Linked DNA regions of Mus musculus: region 1 is linked to region 2. The links are chromatin loops, found by intact Hi-C in ENCODE. Cell type or tissue: heart. All regions are shown on one strand.

What was found. Hi-C counts contacts between places; a loop is a spot of excess contacts. Peaks named below come from ENCODE experiments on the same cell type or tissue, not always from the same donor. Only the 100,000 strongest peaks of a DNase experiment are listed, where the experiment ranks them.
Region 1: it touches region 2 in a loop (4-fold over the local background); 2 of 42 quality-filtered maps call a loop at or near these places.

What each region holds. Positions count from the first base shown.
Region 1 is chr7:141,866,429-141,874,428 of GRCm38, reverse strand. Muc5b (mucin 5, subtype B, tracheobronchial) reads right to left here. Exons shown (of 49, transcript NM_028801.2): 34 at 7,417-7,673; 35 at 6,955-7,141; 36 at 6,627-6,852; 37 at 6,356-6,534; 38 at 6,205-6,274; 39 at 5,923-6,023; 40 at 5,474-5,505; 41 at 4,997-5,177; 42 at 4,571-4,675; 43 at 4,404-4,441; 44 at 4,039-4,152; 45 at 3,658-3,744; 46 at 3,436-3,558; 47 at 3,248-3,293; 2 more. The coding sequence ends at 1,859. Among named protein-coding and RNA genes, the nearest start is that of Muc5b, 31 kb to the right of the region's middle. In heart, a CTCF peak has its summit at 3,683; no DNase peak of the experiment used is centred here; H3K27me3 peaks cover 570 bases.
Region 2 is chr7:141,921,757-141,929,756 of GRCm38, reverse strand. Gm32539 (a long non-coding RNA gene) reads right to left here and starts at 5,454. Exons shown (of 3, transcript XR_378616.3): 1 at 4,976-5,454; 2 at 4,174-4,325. In heart, a CTCF peak has its summit at 4,634 (motif pointing right); a DNase peak (open chromatin) is centred at 4,626; H3K27me3 peaks cover 1,429 bases.

The DNA.
Region 1 (8,000 bases), 55 kb after region 2:
CATGGACTATTGTGTCTACTGCCCTGGCTGAAGCAGGCCTTGTTCCTGCTGAAGCAGGTTTTCATCTCTTGGTGCCTCTGTTTCCCCAGTGGGTAGAACAGTGATGGTGCATACTATATATGTGGCCATAGTGTCCCTTGACATGGAGGACCTTAACATCTGAGAGCATCCCTACCAAATGATGCTCTCGACTCCCAGTGACGGTGCCATGCCTCACTGGGAGGGGTTGAGGAATCAGCATTTTGCTGTGGCTTCATGAGGACAGGCACATGGAATTTTTTGTCCTGGAAGCCACACTCTTAGGTCAAAGGTGAGCTTAGAGAAACTGACTTCTGTATCCTCCTGCTGTCCCTCAGCACACCCACTGCCTCATCAACCGCTGGACCATGTTTGTCAATCCCCAGCATGCTGTCTGCCAGATAGACCTCACCAAGTGCATAGGAAAGGCAGGCTTACTGGCCACATCTGTGAGGGCCTGGGTGTTCCACCCCAGGCCCAGGAGCTTTGCCACACTGGGTCTGTTTGCATCCACTTCTGGGGAGCAGGGAGCAGCCCACAGCCCATAGCAGGACCCCTCTGGTTTCTTCTCCAGAAGCTTTTGGGGTCATAGCTAACCACTGTGTCTTTATCTTCCCAGGTCACGGCCCCACCATTGGCCACATTCTGTACATCTGGAGATTATCTTGTACCCTTCCTACGCAGTCCAGCCAGGACATTATCAGCCCACACTACACATGGTTTCCCCTTGTCATGTTTCCTTCTTTCCACTCCTACCTCTGGAACCCAAGCCATAGAGCCCCACATTTCCAACTCTGTAATTCCCTGCCACATGCACGGAGTGTTCTCCACTCTTAACAGAGGGCAGGAAAGAAAGGAGCAGCTGATAGCCACGTGTATAGTAAGCCAGTCATTGACAGGTATCTTAAATATAGTGCACCTGAGGAGGCAGAACAGGATGTAGGGTCCTAGCACCAATGTAGCCACAGCCTCTTGGTGTTTGAGCAGTGCAAAGCACCCTTCTCCACGTGTCTGCCCATTGCAGCCACCACACTGATGGGTGCTAGGATGGCCTCCTCAGCCCACAGGCTCCTCTGTCTGCCTAGGATGTCCTGATGCTGCCCTTGGGTTCAGTGGCTGCGAGGCTGGTGTGTGGGTCCCTGGCTTGCTTTGCTCCTGCCCATGCTCTCAGTGTCCAGCCAATGGCTAGGTACCTCTCCCCTATTCCTTTTAGACGCCTTCTCCTCCCTCGTGTTCTAGTGATAGCTCTAGCTCTGTTCCTGGCAACTTTGAACCACAAACAGGGAGCCACACAGCGTGCCCACGAAAAGACACCAGAAGAGACACACAGTGCCAGGGTTTATTGCAGCTTAGGGATGAGTGAGCACAGACCCCTCTTCAACCCCAGATCCCAGAGCCCCTCCAGCAGGCAGCCACCTTGCCTGATACAGATCCCTGGTAGCTGATCTTGCTTGGACAGTCCCATCTGCTTTTGTGAGCATGAGATGCCTGACACAGGGCTTGTTTTATGTGACAGAGGACACACAGGCTTGCTGTGGGGAGCCTTAACAGCCACAGGCTCTCACAGAGAATGAGGCCAAAACAGCCAACAGGCTCCTCAGGGCCAGATCCTCACCTGGAACCCTCCTCAAGTGGATCTTGATTGCCCCACCACCCTCTTTGATGCTGGTCTTAACAGTGGCAGGCGGAGGGTGGAGCAGAGGCAGTGAGGGCCACAGAGGGTTCTTGTGGGCCTCGGGGAGCTTGCCTGCCTAAGGTTCTCATGGTCAGTTGTGCAGGTTCTGCCCCAGGTGGAGGGACATAAGGGGTTAGGGATGCAATTGCCTTCTAGCAATGGGCTCTAGGAAGCAATCATGGAAGTCCCAGGCAGGGAGCTGCAGGCCGGGGCACAGTTGCACTCATCGATGTGGGTATAGGTGTGCTGGATGACTGTACCATCAGGACACTGCATAGTTACAGCTACATCATGGACCTTGCTCTCCTGACAGCAGGTGCACTGGCGTTCCATGGCCTGGGCCTCCATGGAGTACCTGTGGACATGGGAGGGTGCTCCTCTTAGCAGTAGAATCATTCATGGTTCTCTGTGGGCTCTTGACAGCCGCTTGACTGTCCAGCATGGCTGCTTTCTTAAACATAAAGCCTTAGCCCTCCTGGACTCTCTTTAAACCCTACTCCATCTCTCATAGCCTTCTGTGCTTCTATTCCCCTTCCATTCTGCTGATCCTGTACAGATGTTCCCTCTGGAAAGCCACCCTAAGCCCTGAAGTGAACCTCTGGCCATTTTTCCTGCCCTCTTTAACTACAGACTCTCACTGGACACTTCTTGGACACTCCCTCTTCACAGCCGACCACAGCCTGGGGCCATCTAGGGCCATCTAGGGCTAACAGAGGGATCCAATACTGCCTGATCCCTTACACATATTCAGATTCCTGCCCATGAGTCCCCAACCAAACCCCTATTTTGTGCAGAGAGCTATATGTGACCTCCTGACCCTAAGCAGGGGACAGTCTCTGTGAGACCCAAGGTGACAAGTAGCAACTAGTTTTGCTGTACTCTCATGGGAGGTTAGGTACTCACTTGGATATTCCAGAGCAGGAACCCTCGCAGAAGGTGATGTTGACCTCTGTCTCACAGCCCTTATACCGCAAGACAGTCGCATTTACGTGCACTTGACAGGTACTTGAGTCTGCAAAGTAGACAGGCCAGTGCAGGGACCCTAGACCCTTACTCGGAGCCCCTGGACCTGGTAAAGCTCACCCTCCATGATGTCAATTTGACAGGATCTAGAATCACCTAAGAGAGAAGCTCAGATTTTCTAGATTAAGTTAATTTATGAGAAAAGACCCACACTGAATGTGGCCAGACCTCCATGGGCAGGGGTCTCAGCCTGAATGGAAAGGAGAAAGTGAGCTGCCAACCAGTGTTCATCCCTCGCTGCTTCCTGGCTGCAGATATCTGCCTCTACTCTTATGGCCACGTCTCCCCACCATGGTGGGACGGCACACTCCCACCAGGAGCCAAACAAATCCTTCCTTCCTTCCTTAAAATGACTTTGTCCCATGTTTTGTCACAGCAGTGAGAGAAGTACTGACACACCTTTCATGGGTGGCCTACCCCTTCTCTCATCCTGGGACCCTGGTGGGATCTGCCATCCCGTGGGAGAAACTTGTATTGCTTTTGGTGGGAACTGGATGGAGCTGAAGGAGATAGGAGATGTCTCCAACTTACCCTCTTTTTCACAGGAGTAACAGCAGCCCGTTTTCCTTAGGGTTCCCTACAGAGCCAAGAATAGAACAAGACTGGAGCAGAGTTGGGATAGGGGAACAAGCTGTAGAAACACAGACTCCTTGGGGCAGAGCCTTTCAGGGGCATTATAAGGGTGGACCACCCAAAGGCAGGGCCTCCCAGGCACATACCGTACAGTTGGATACATCAGGGCAAGATGTGGGGATTGGGGTCAGCACATAGACTCCATTCTCAGCCATACAGTGGTATGCAGTGCAGTTGTCCACAGGACTGTTCACCCAGGTTTCATTGGGCTGGAAAGCAAATCACACAGTAGAGGTCCAGGCAGCAATCGATCCACTTGTGGCTGAGGCCTGCTCAAGGGTAGGTCTCCTTCCACCCTCTCCTATTACCTGTACCGCGTGGCCCTCTGGTGTGAGGCAGGCATTTTGCAGGCACTCCCCGCAGCACTGCTCTGGCACCAGCGTGTACTTGAAGCCCTGTGGAGACAGGAGAGATGGTCAGGTCTCTCATGTATCCCAGTCACCCTCCTAAGCACACACTTGGGGCTCTGGGCTTCCTTAACAAGAACTGCAGAAAGGTCATATCTTTCTGTGCTCCCAGGTCTTACAGCTTAGCTCACCCTGCTTCTCTTTGTTGGCTGCAGTGGTTCTCAACCTTCCTAATACAACAGCCTTTTAAAACAGACCTCAAACTGAGGGTGAACTGGAGGACTCTCAGTGATAGGCTGCCATGGGTAGCCTCTTAGGATGTTTTCTGGGCCACAGGCTCACCTGGGGACAAGAGGTGGTACAGTTCGTCTCCTTACACTCTACTTTTGGCTCTTGGTCACCATCAGAGAGGCAGGTGCATGTGTGGCAGGGACCCCCTGGGAAGGTTGTACCAACCTAGAGCAGAAGAGAAGAGTGACTCGGAAGGCAAGGCAGATATGGGTGAGCGTATCAGGTCAGGATGTGTAAGTGAATCCAGGTAGAGCCCACAGGGCCCAGATATTTTCCCTCTTAAGGGCCCAAACCCCCTCTTCACATCTGCCATCCATGGCAAGAATGTTGAGACAAGACCAGGGACCGGGGGACATGGGCTTCCCACCTACCTCAACCTACCCCTGCCATTCACCCCGTCTGGACTGAGCCCTTACCCCATAGATGGTGTCATTGTATGTACACAGCTTAGGTCCTGAAAGGAAAGGGAATTGTATATACATCTGGCAGCAGGGCACAAACCCTTGCTCCCCTGCATCCCTGGACTCCATTGCAACCAGGCTCAGTGTCCCCTCGCCCATGCTTCTGCCCCATTCCTACTTACGACAGCTGTAGCTGGGGCAGCAGCTGCTATTCTCATGGGTCTGGACCAGCTCATATCCTGGCTCACACGTGGGCAGGCTCTTGGGGCAGGTGGTTGAATTGCAAACTGTTGAGAGGAAGTTCTGTCAGGACACTGCCCATTTAGCCACCCCTCCCGTCTTCTTCCTTTCTGGAAACACTGGCCTCTGGTGTCATTCCCCACCCCCGGTACCTAGTGTGCTTCATGGTTTTTCTGGGTTTCAACAAATCCCCTCAGTCTTTGACCCTCTTGGTCCTCACCAACTCTCTGCTTTGTTAGCTCAGACCAGAGTCGCCAGCTTCATTTTTAGGTGAAAAACTGAAGCATCTTGAGCTCATCCCCCACCTCTCACATGGCCCAGTGCAGCTAAGCTAGAGTGAGACTCTTCTATGTCCCCAGGATGCTCACCACACAGTGTCTCGGGGCAGCATGGATTGTCAGCACTGGGCCAGGTCACAGTCACAAAGCCAGCTTCTGTGCACTGTGGGGGTTTATCCTGGCTCTCACACTTCACTGGCTCACACTGTACCGACACAGAGCCGGGCTCACATACACAGGCCTGACAGTTGCTGATCCAGTGTTCTCCAGGCTGAAACAGGCCAAATCAGGATCTCTGAAGGCTCTGAGGTCCTAAAGTCCCTGGCCTGTCTACCTGAACTCAACTCCAGGTCGTGGTTTACCCTAAGCAGGTTAGCTCTCTGCTGCCCAGAGTGGCAGCAGGAAGGAAGCCTAGGAGCCCAGGAGCTTCCTGGGTGAAGACTTGGCCTCCCTCCCTCCCTCCCTCCCTCCCTCCCTCCCTCCCTCCCTCCCTCCCTCCCTCCCTCCCTCCCTTCTTCATGATCTTTACTTTAGCTCAAGCAGAGGCCAGCGAGCAGCACTACTCACAAACTTGGGTAGCCCGTCTGGTCCCACGCAGGCTGGAAGGAAATGAGTAAAGTTATTACTGAAGATGCTGGGATTCAAGGTCAGGCAGAAGGGGGTTATAAGCTAAGAGGACTGTGCTCTTAGCTCTGGCTACCTGTACCCAAGCCAAGACCTCTATCTATTCTGAGGCTGTCAGGTCCCTGGGACAGTAGTAAGATTAGATGTTGAGATTCTAGCTCTTAGTGGTGAAGGTAGGCAGGTTCTCTGACCAGCCCCAAGCAGCAAAGTTTAGACAGAATGGTGGCAGACTCACAGGAGGCCTTTTGACATCTGCAGGAATTATGGCCTCACCAGGATCTTCTCTCACACTAGTCAGGCTGAACAGGATCCTGGCTTGGGAGGTGAGGAGGGACCCTATGGAGGGCAGGGGTGGGGCAGGGTTTGTCTTACGGTAGGTGAATGGCACTTACGACACTCTGACACACAGATGTCCATGCGTGAGTTGAAGAGGAGCTGGTTCTCAGGGCAGAAGCAGCCCTCTGCCAGCATCCCAGTTGTACTATCCTGGGTCCTAATGTGAGGAGGAGCAGCAGAGTATACATCAGAAATCGGGGAGTACCTCTCAGAGCCAGTTGTGAACATCCCAGGGAGTCCTGGGATGAAGGTACCCACAGGCTCAGTGTCAACTCTTCAGACATGCCTGGGAGGCCAGCTGCTACCTCCACATTCCCTGTCACTGAGGTACTACTCACCTCGAGTTGCAGGATGCTGGATGCAGGGGTCCACAGGGCCTGTACTCCTTAGTGGGTGGACAGGAGAGGTCTGTGGGCACAAAGAGTGTCATCAAACAGGTTCAGAAGAACCAAGGAAGCGGGAGCCCTAAGTTGGATGCTTCCAACTTACCACACAAGCCTCCAGTGGCATTGCGCCAGTTGGTACATACACCTTGGGCCCGGCAGAGTGCTGCATAGGCCTCCAGGCTCTGACAGAGCATGTCAGTAATATTGGCATTGCAGTGGTCACTGACACAGCTTCTGAAGAAGGCATCTGGAGGGATGAGCCTGTGGCACTCTGCGAAGACCCTATGACAGTAAGTGGTCAGGGCTGGGAGCTCAGCAGGGAGGTTGGCCAAGGGAACTACTGCCCAGCCCCACCACCCCAAAGGCCAACTCACTGGCTCAGCATCAGCTCACAGAGAGGTGCAGAGGGGCATGGGGTGGAGGTCAGTGTGCTGGACACTGGGGTCTGGGGAGTGGTGCTCGGGAGAGGGCTAGGCTGAGCTAAGCAGCTGCTGCTACTGTTCCCAGGCACCAGCCATTCTTTGGCCATGTCCTGGCAGTCAGAAGCTATGGTGCCATCAGGCCGGCGGCAGTCGTCTATCTGGCTGTTTGTGCAGGTACCTGGTGAGTAAGGCAGGGATTACATCAGCTTCCGCTGTTTCCCATAGACCTGTTTCTTCCCCCACTTACAGAACCATAATGATCCAGGTCGTGACTACTCACCACACTGGCCCTCAGTATTGCTGCTGAAATATCTGTAGGGCAACCATATCTGGAAGATGTTCCCATCAAAGGTGATGATGGTGCCAATGGTGGAAATGTTGACACTCATTGTGGTGGCCCCACTCAAGGACACGGTCACACCATTCTTACTGAAGCCTGATCGTATCCACATTTGGTCCCATATAATCTAGGGATGTCCAGAGGGAACCAATAATCAGAGGGCCAGCTAGGCAGCACGCTGCTTTGGGAGTTCCCCCTCCCAAACATTAGGGGCATTTCTATTGTCTTCCTCAGTCTAGAACTAGGAGTCATTTCTTTGCGCAGGCCAGCTCCTACAGGCCATTTCTGCAGAGGGGAGAATGTTCTTGGTCCTCGGGGCTTTTCATCTCTGTCTATGTCACCCCATATCTAGACTTCATGTTTGCAGTGTGGTATGGGAGCCATACCTATCACAAGACTCACCAGGCTCTCATCCTTCCCGCTCTCAGTGGTGCTGATGGTAAGGATAATCTCCATGGAGTTGTAGTACACACTGAGGGCACGGGGACAGGAGGTGACATTTGTGGTAGCCCCACAGTAGTAGCTGTGGGCAAGGATGCTCAGGTTACCATGGCGAGGGTGGATCTCTCTCATGAGCACGGAGGTACAGTTATCCAGGAAAGTATAGGAGGTGCCATCGAAGGTCAGGTAGTGTGAGTGCCCCCATCCACTGCAGAAGCCTATGGGAGATTACAGTTGGAGACTCACTCCCCAACCATGTTACCCAGTGCCACCTCAGGAACTAGTACCTCAAGGGAACAGTTGCTACATCTATAAAATAGGTGTCTCCCAAACTATAGTTATTGTGAATATATTGGTCTTAAAATGGGACCATTCCAAGTTACCTAGGTGTCCCTTGAACCTACTGACAGTGTACTTATAAGTGATAGAGAGACATGGAGCAGGTCATAAGAAGATGGAGGCCGAATGAAGCAATGAAGCCACAAGCCAAGGACTCCCGTAGCCCTTAACCTGCAAAGGCAGGAAGGACTCTCCCCAGCCTCCAT
Region 2 (8,000 bases):
CACAAGTGCCAAGTGGGCACAGCAGCCTGCCTCCAATTACAGCCCTCGAAGGCAGAGACAAGGGATTCCTGGGGCAAGTTGGCTAGTGAGGAGACTAGCCAAATCTAAGAGCACAATGAAAAGGCAGAAGGAAGCTGGAGGAAGACTCATAACATCAGCCGTGGGCTTTCACATGGACACACACTCATACACACACACACACACACACACACACCAGTACACACTCAGACACACACACACCTACCATACTTACATATGCAGGAAACTACTAAGAAAAAAGGAAAAAGTGGTGCAAGAAGTCAGTTGTGAGCCAGGTGAGGTGATGTACACACGTCCTCTCAACAGGCAGGAAGATCGATCGGGAGTTCAAGGTCATCCTCAACTACATTAGAGATGTCTAAAACAAACAGCCAGCAACCATCACAGTGACAAAAACTAAAGTCAAACCAAGCTGCAACAACAACACAACAACAAAAAACCAAGTTGTTCAAACCATGGTTAAGAGGAGACGATGTTCATGGTACCCCCCTCCAAATATCAAATACCTGTGAGTAAATCCAGCAAGAGATGTGTCAGAGAACTACAAAAACCGTGACAGTCTGGGAGAATTTAATTCATAACCAAAAACAGAGAAAACCGCCTCTGCCGTGGGCCAAAAACTTGGAAGTGAACACGCTAAGTCTCCCTAAATTCTCCTTTGTGCTTCGTTTTAGACGTAAGGAATGTCCTGTCCGTCTGACATGGAAGGAGTTAGGGGACATTGCTTGGGGGGGGCACTCTGAGCCACATCCTGGGCTGCTAAGACACTGATTTCTATTCCTGATGCACTTCCCGCTCTGTGCGCTGAGCTGGGTGCAATAATAGACTTCCTACTGTTGCCGCCCTCGCGCCGAGATAACCCGCTTCCCACCACGACTAGCTGCTATTTCCATCCTCCCGTTCCTAGTGTCTTATTTAGGAAGCACAAAGGCAGCTCTGTGCATTTCCACAAGTGTAGAGAACCCACAGTTCCAAGCCTGGAAAACCATTTATCTTGGGAGGGGCAGGGGACAGGCCATAGGTATAGCCATGGGACAGGGACACCTCCTGAATATGGGGCACAGGGACTAACATAAACGGAAGAGTGAACCTCCTTGGAGTCTTTGTGTCTGCATCCTCTGAAGTATTGTCCTGTGTCTTTCTCTTTTGGTGTATTTCTTTCTTGGTGTGAGTGTGTGTGTGTGTGTGTGTGTGTGTGTGTGTCTATGGATCTGTGACGTGTGAGCTGTCTGTATGCTAGTCTATGTGTATCTATGTATGCATGCCTATGTCTATGTGTCTCTGTGTGTGTTTCTCTGGGACTGTGTGTGAGACTGGGCTGTGTGAATGTATGTCTGGGTGTGTGTGACATGTGGATTGTCTGTGTACATGTCTGTGTGTGTCTATATGAGTGGTTCTCTGTCTAGTCTGTGACTGTGCAGGAGCCAGTCTAGTCTGTGACTGTGCAGGAGCCAGGACCGAGGGAGCTGTCTGCAGCTGTAGGGACACAGCTTATGTTCACATTTGGACGGAATATACAACTTGACTATTCACTGAGCCCGCCGTCAGGTCCTCACTGTATCAGTATCAGGCAAAAGTCACTACCTCCACTCTCCCAGTCACCTTCAGCCTGGCTGTCTGCCTCTCCAGGTCCTGTTACAAAGTTGGAGGCTCACGGGCAGGGGCCCATGTTTATCTACTCCCTGTCCCTACTCTAGTTGGCCTGGGTCCTAGGATGCTATCACAGGACATTTGGGAATGAGTTTAGTGAATGAGTTTGTTCTGACCCCAAATGTTCTGACCTACAAATTATCCATTTCAATAGTTGGAAGTTTAATGGCATAAGTAGCTAAATGTCTATAACACCGTCCTTTCCTTTCCTTTCTCGACACGTGCTGAGTTTTCACTTTTTGATTTATTTATGGTTTGTGGGAGGGGGTGTACATATTGTTTTGTTTTGTTGAGACAGGGGCTCACAATATAGCCTAGGATGGGTTTGAATTCATAATTCTGCTCCTTTGGCCAGGGTTACTGGTATACACTACCACATCTGGCCTAATATTTTAGAAAAAAATGTTATTACATTTTGTGTGTGCCTGTGTGTCTCTCTGTGTGTGTCTCTGTGCCTCTGTGTATGTACACACACACACACACACACACACACACACATGCCTATGTCATGGCTCATCTGCTGAGGTCAAACAATGATCTTCAAGGGTCAATTCTCTCCTTCCACCACATGGGTTCTCGTCAAACTCAGGTTGTCAGGTTTGCCAGCCCCTTCACCTGATGAGCTATCTGTGGCTCAGAGCCAGCCCACCTGACGTTTAAAATGTATATAATTTATTTAATATGTTTGGATGGTTTGCCTGAATGTATGTAAGCATGTCTGTTGCCCACAGAGGTTACAAGAGGACATCAGATCCCCTGGAACTGGAATTATAGTTGATCTAGGTGCTGGAAACTGAACCCAGGTTCTCTAGAAGAGCAAACAGTGTTCTTAACCGCTAAACCTTATCTTGCCAGTGCCACACTTAACCATTTAAATGAGCATCTATTATATGTATTTATAAGCACAGTTGTTTTCTCTTTGTCTTCTTGGCTGGCTGCCTAACCTCTGTTTTCTCCCCTTTTTTGTTGTTCATTTTCTATTGTGTCTCCTATAAATGGCATGCTGGCTTTGGTCTCTTTCCCAACACTCTCAAAGCTGAAAGTCTCAGTAGAGATTGAGGCCTGGACACTACTGTGATTCTCAGTGTTCCCATCTACTCTGCCACCTACTGAGCAGGCCCTTACATCCTTCTCCAGCTGTGGTGCTTTAAAGTAGAATTTAGATTCTTGATCTCCAGTTGGTAGAACAGTTTGGGAAGGCTTAGGAAGTGTGGGTGTATTGGAGGAGATATGTCCCTGGGGGCAGGCTTTGAATTTTCAAAAGGACTCAGTCCTCTCTCGCTGCCTCATGGTTATGGATCAAGATGTGAGCTCTTAGCTGTTTCTTTGCTCCACCATTATGGACTGTAACCCTATGAAACAGTAAGCCAAATTGCATGCTTCCTTTTATAAGTTGCCTTGGTCATGGTGTGTTATACGAGAATAAAAAGATCACTAAGACACTAGTCATCGCCATGTCAACTGAACTCTCTTTGTTCCACTTCTCATCTCAGGGGTGGGTTGCATGTTTTAATCCTGTATCTATTTTCTGGTAGCTTCCCTTCATATCTTATCATGCACCAGAAAGTATTTCTATCAACATCAGAAGTGATCCCCTGTGGTCCACCCAGTTGGGGCAACCATTCCTCCAAGGGATGATTACTCTACAGCATTTGGGACAGTCATGGTGTGATGCCAACACACACACACACACACACACACACACACACTGGTGTGTTATTGTTTTGTGGGTCATCTTAGCACCTGGGTGCAGTGCCTACCACTCTCTTGGTAGGTGGGTGTCATTAGCCAAGGTTCCCCCAGAAACAAGAAGAGTCCCATACACTGGATCAGAAAGGCCCCACATACGTATGTGTGCACTTACACCTACACACACAATGCACACATGCCAACTACACTCTGAGACCTGCATGTCTGTATGCCCACTATGTACTACACATTCATGTATGTGCACACAAAACAGATATGTATGTGTGCTACATAACCACACACACATCACAATTCATATGCACAACTATATACCCACACTCCACTACATTTGTCTATAACCACATCATGTACCTTTGTGCAGATATCTATGCTCATACATGTACATGAACTACACACATGTATACATACATACAAAGTCCCTTTGTGTACAATACCTCCACAGTATATGAGGACAAATCATGTGCCACGGCTACACAGGCATGTGGTAGACCCCTCACCTACCTCAGCCACACATATGTGCACACCCTATTGCTCACTCCCACATGGCCTGGCTCTCCTCTCTGCTCTGGCTTTGTCCTCCATGTTTCTCTGGCTTATCTCCTGAAATGCCAAGTCCTTGTGGACCCTTGATAATGCTCTGGAAATAGAGTTGAGGGATGTGGTACAGATGCTGATGGAAACAGGGTGCTGGACTCAGGTGGTCAGTTTTGTCCTCTCAGGGACAGCTATGTCTCTGTCCACTATTGCCCAGAGACTCAGAAAAGGGACACTTACTGTTAGCGCCTGAGCAGCGGCAAACGGCCACCAATTTAAAGGCTGTCCATTGTTGTCTGATGCTCCAGGAGCCCAGTGGACCACGAAGCCGTCAGTCACTGGAGGAATCTCAGCTCTGGGGATACTCTGGCCACATAAACCACCTCCAGATCCTAAAAAAGAAGGGGGTCAGGGTGCCAGTGAAGGGCAGTGCTCCTTCTTGCTGTAGGAGTAAAGCCAGGGCAGGGGAAAGAAACAGAAGATCAATAGAAAGCATTTTAAAAGGAGGGAGGAGGTGAAACTGAGAGACCTGGTGACAAAGATAGATACAGAGACAGAAAAGTCGAAAAGGTGATGGTAAGCTGGCTGGGAAGCTCAAGAGCTGGAAAACCTCATGGCCATCCTGGCTACTGTAGCCTGGCCTTCGAATCCCCTCCCTCCTTCACCCCTCTGGGGGTGCGGAGGGGGGTGGAGACTCTTGCACCTCGACCGCCAGGTGGCGCTAGAGGTCCCCTGACTTGGTTTCTGCAGGCAGGACCGGTGATTTCTGATTTCTGATCAGTGGCCTTTCTTCCCTCTTATTTGGAAACATTGTTCAGAGGAGGCTAGGGAACAATTGTGGGTGTAGGATGGGAGGATGGAGCCTTACAAGAGGCAGGCTCAACACTATGACAGCCTGCAGAAGCAAACACTCTGAGGTGCATCAAATTCAAATGGTCCTAGGAGGTGGCTGGAAGAACTTGAGAACTGGGAGCCCCTCTCTCCATTCTGTTCTTAATGTCCTCTCCCACAGAGCCAGGGTCATAGAACACAGTGTTCCCACCTGGACATCTTTTCTCCATAATCAGCTGACTGAAACAGTCACTCTTTCAGCTATATTATCTTTTCAAGGGGTTCTGAAGTCCACTCTAAAACCATGAATCACAGCCAGGTGCATCTACTTCTGTGAGGTTGTCCTCCTGCCTCTGTTGTGACGTTTTCTGGGGGAGACGTGAACAAAATGTTTGTTCACTCTAGGTAAGGTATCAAGGGCAGATCGAAGACATCCTTTCCACCCAAGTCTAGCTTGGTGAACCAAGGACTTAAAGCTTCTTTGATAGAACACAGGTTGCAGGTAGCTTCACAAAGGCATCTCTCCTCCCCAACACTTACTGCTTGCGATCTTATACAGTCTTGGTAGAGTTATGAGCTGTAGGCAGCTGGGCACCTAAAAGATGGCGCCGGCTTCCGGTACACCGTCGTAAACAATGGCACTGCGCAGGCGCTAGCCCGAATCTGGCGCCAACCCCTCCCAAGCGGGTGCATACAAATCAATCTGCTGGCAGACTGACCAATCCCAGGAGGACACATAGCTCTCCCCAGTGCTGGGGTGTATATAAGCAGTCCTCCCTGGCTTTCCCGGGTTCCCGTAGCATCGAGGTGTTCCTGAAATAAAGAAGGCTGTTGAGAAGAATCCGACCGTGTTGTGTTTTTCTTGCTGGACGAGGTGAGCACAACAATGGCCCTATGAATTGCCACAGACTATCCCCCTTTTGGGTCTCCTATCTGTGTGGAACGGGTCTCTGGTTGCAGGTGGACAAGGAGTCAGCGAATGACAAACAGAAGCGACGCAAGAGATTGTGCAGAATCTGAATGCAATTTGTCAAATCAAGCATCAAGCTTTTTATACAGAAGAAAATAGGGAAGTTGGGTGACACAACTTTGGCAAGGTACAAAGAGGTTACTGGATTCTTACACAAAACAGAGGAATGTAAACACAAAAGTACTGGCAGGAACCAACTGGGATAAAATTCAATGTTAACAACTGGGATCAAAAACAGCTCCACCTAAGGTCCACTTAATCTTAGAAGCCAGGGTCAAGGGCTTCATGCCCTTGCCATAGTTCTTATTCTAGTCTATTGTATAGTCCACCTTCCCCCTAGGCCATTGTAAATACTTGTGTATGGGTGTAACTCAGCTATCTATACTTCTAAGTATCTACTCTGGTTCCTTCTTAGATCACAAACTTCCTTCTTCCTAGATAATGGTAAATTCCTGTGTAGGGCAGTGACTTAGCTATCCATGCCCAGGGTCGATCAAGGACTGCCTAAAATCTAACTTAGCTATATGTCAAAATATCAATCCTTAAGAGCACTTGTAATAAAGCAATATTAAAGGAAAGCACACAGATCTGTTTACCAACTAAAGCAAGGACATTGGAGCATTCTTTATACAGGATGCCACGATTCCAGGAGACTAAGTGTCCATGAACTTTTCGCCTCAGGACAGCGCCCAGGTTTTCGGGGCCTGTCGAGCTTGTCACTACTGGAGTAGATGTAGCAGTGAATTGCAGAGTTTTATCTGCATTGTCAGCCTCCTGAAGCTCCTGAGTCTTGGGAGCCTCCCACCTCTTTCCAGGATAAAATGTTCTAGTTCCCATGATGTATGTGCCTGACCAGTTTACAAGGAAGTTAGTTGAATTCTGAGTCCTTTGTCTGTGCTGTTCAGTAAATAGTGTTTCCCTGTAAACAAACTCAAAGATTGGGGTCAGTCCCCAGCACCCATGTAAAACGCTGAGCACTGGGGCTGGAGAGATGGCTCAGTGGGCAGGAGCACTGGCTGCTCTTCCAGGCGGCTTGATTTCAGTTCCCAGCACCCACATGGCAGCTCATAACTGTCTGCAATTCCAGTCCCAGGGGATTTTACTCTCTTTTCTGACTTCTGTGGATACTGTTTCACATGGTTTATACAAATCAAGTGGGCAAACACTCATACACATTTAAAAATAGAAAAACTAAACATGATGCTGTAAATTTGTAATCTCAGAGCTGGGAAGGCAGAAACAGGAGGATCCCCAAGGCTTGCTGACTGGCCAGTCTCGGCCATTTGGCAAGTTTCAGACCAGCGAGAGGCTTTGTCTGAAAAGACTGTGGAGGTGTCTCTGTGGACAAAGCACTTGCACACAAGCATGCAGACCTGTGTTCAAATACCCAGAACCCATACAAAGCTGAGCACAGAAACTCACTCCTACAATCCTGGCACTCCTAATGTGTGATGGGTGGCAGAGACAGGAAGGGTCAGAAGCTTACAGAGCTAGCTGGAAGTATGTAGCAGAGAAATGACAGAGACAATGTCTCAAGGCATTGTCCAAACGATGTCAAGGACAGACATATGAGGTTGTCGTGTGATTCCTGCTCTCCTGTTATAGCATGTATGTGATCACACCCAGACTTATGAATAAGCACACACATACATACACACACACACACACACACACACACACACACACACACACACACACACGAAGGGAGAAGAAACACAAGGTTTTGGGTTTTGTTATTGTTTTGTTATGCGGGGTGTGAGGCTCTTGTGAGGAGTGAGAAGCAGCTAAGCTTCCCTAAGCTATCTGTGCATGGATGTTAGCTATCTGTGCAGCCTCTCAGCCCTGTATGTAAGAATCTACTCATCTGTGAGAAGGGATATTTCTGCCAGATTCCAAGATGACTAATATTAGTGCTGGTGCCTAGGACTGTGGAGACTGCCTTTATCCATGATGAGTTTTATCTGTCTGTCCATCCATCCATCTATTTCTTTATTTTTAGTATATATATATATATATATATATATATATATATTTGGGAATGTGTGTGCCATGGTCTTGGCAACAAGTGCTTTTTGTCCCCCTGAGATGTCCTGACAACTCCTAAGACTGGGTCTTGCTGAATGAGCAAGAGATTTCCAGGCAGAAGGTAGTGGAGAAAGACTTAAAAGCAGAGAAATAAAGGAACAAGAAGAGTTTAATGGTCACTAGAAAGGGAAAGGCACCTCAGGCCACAGGCAAAAATCAGTACAAAAACAAGGCAAGCTAG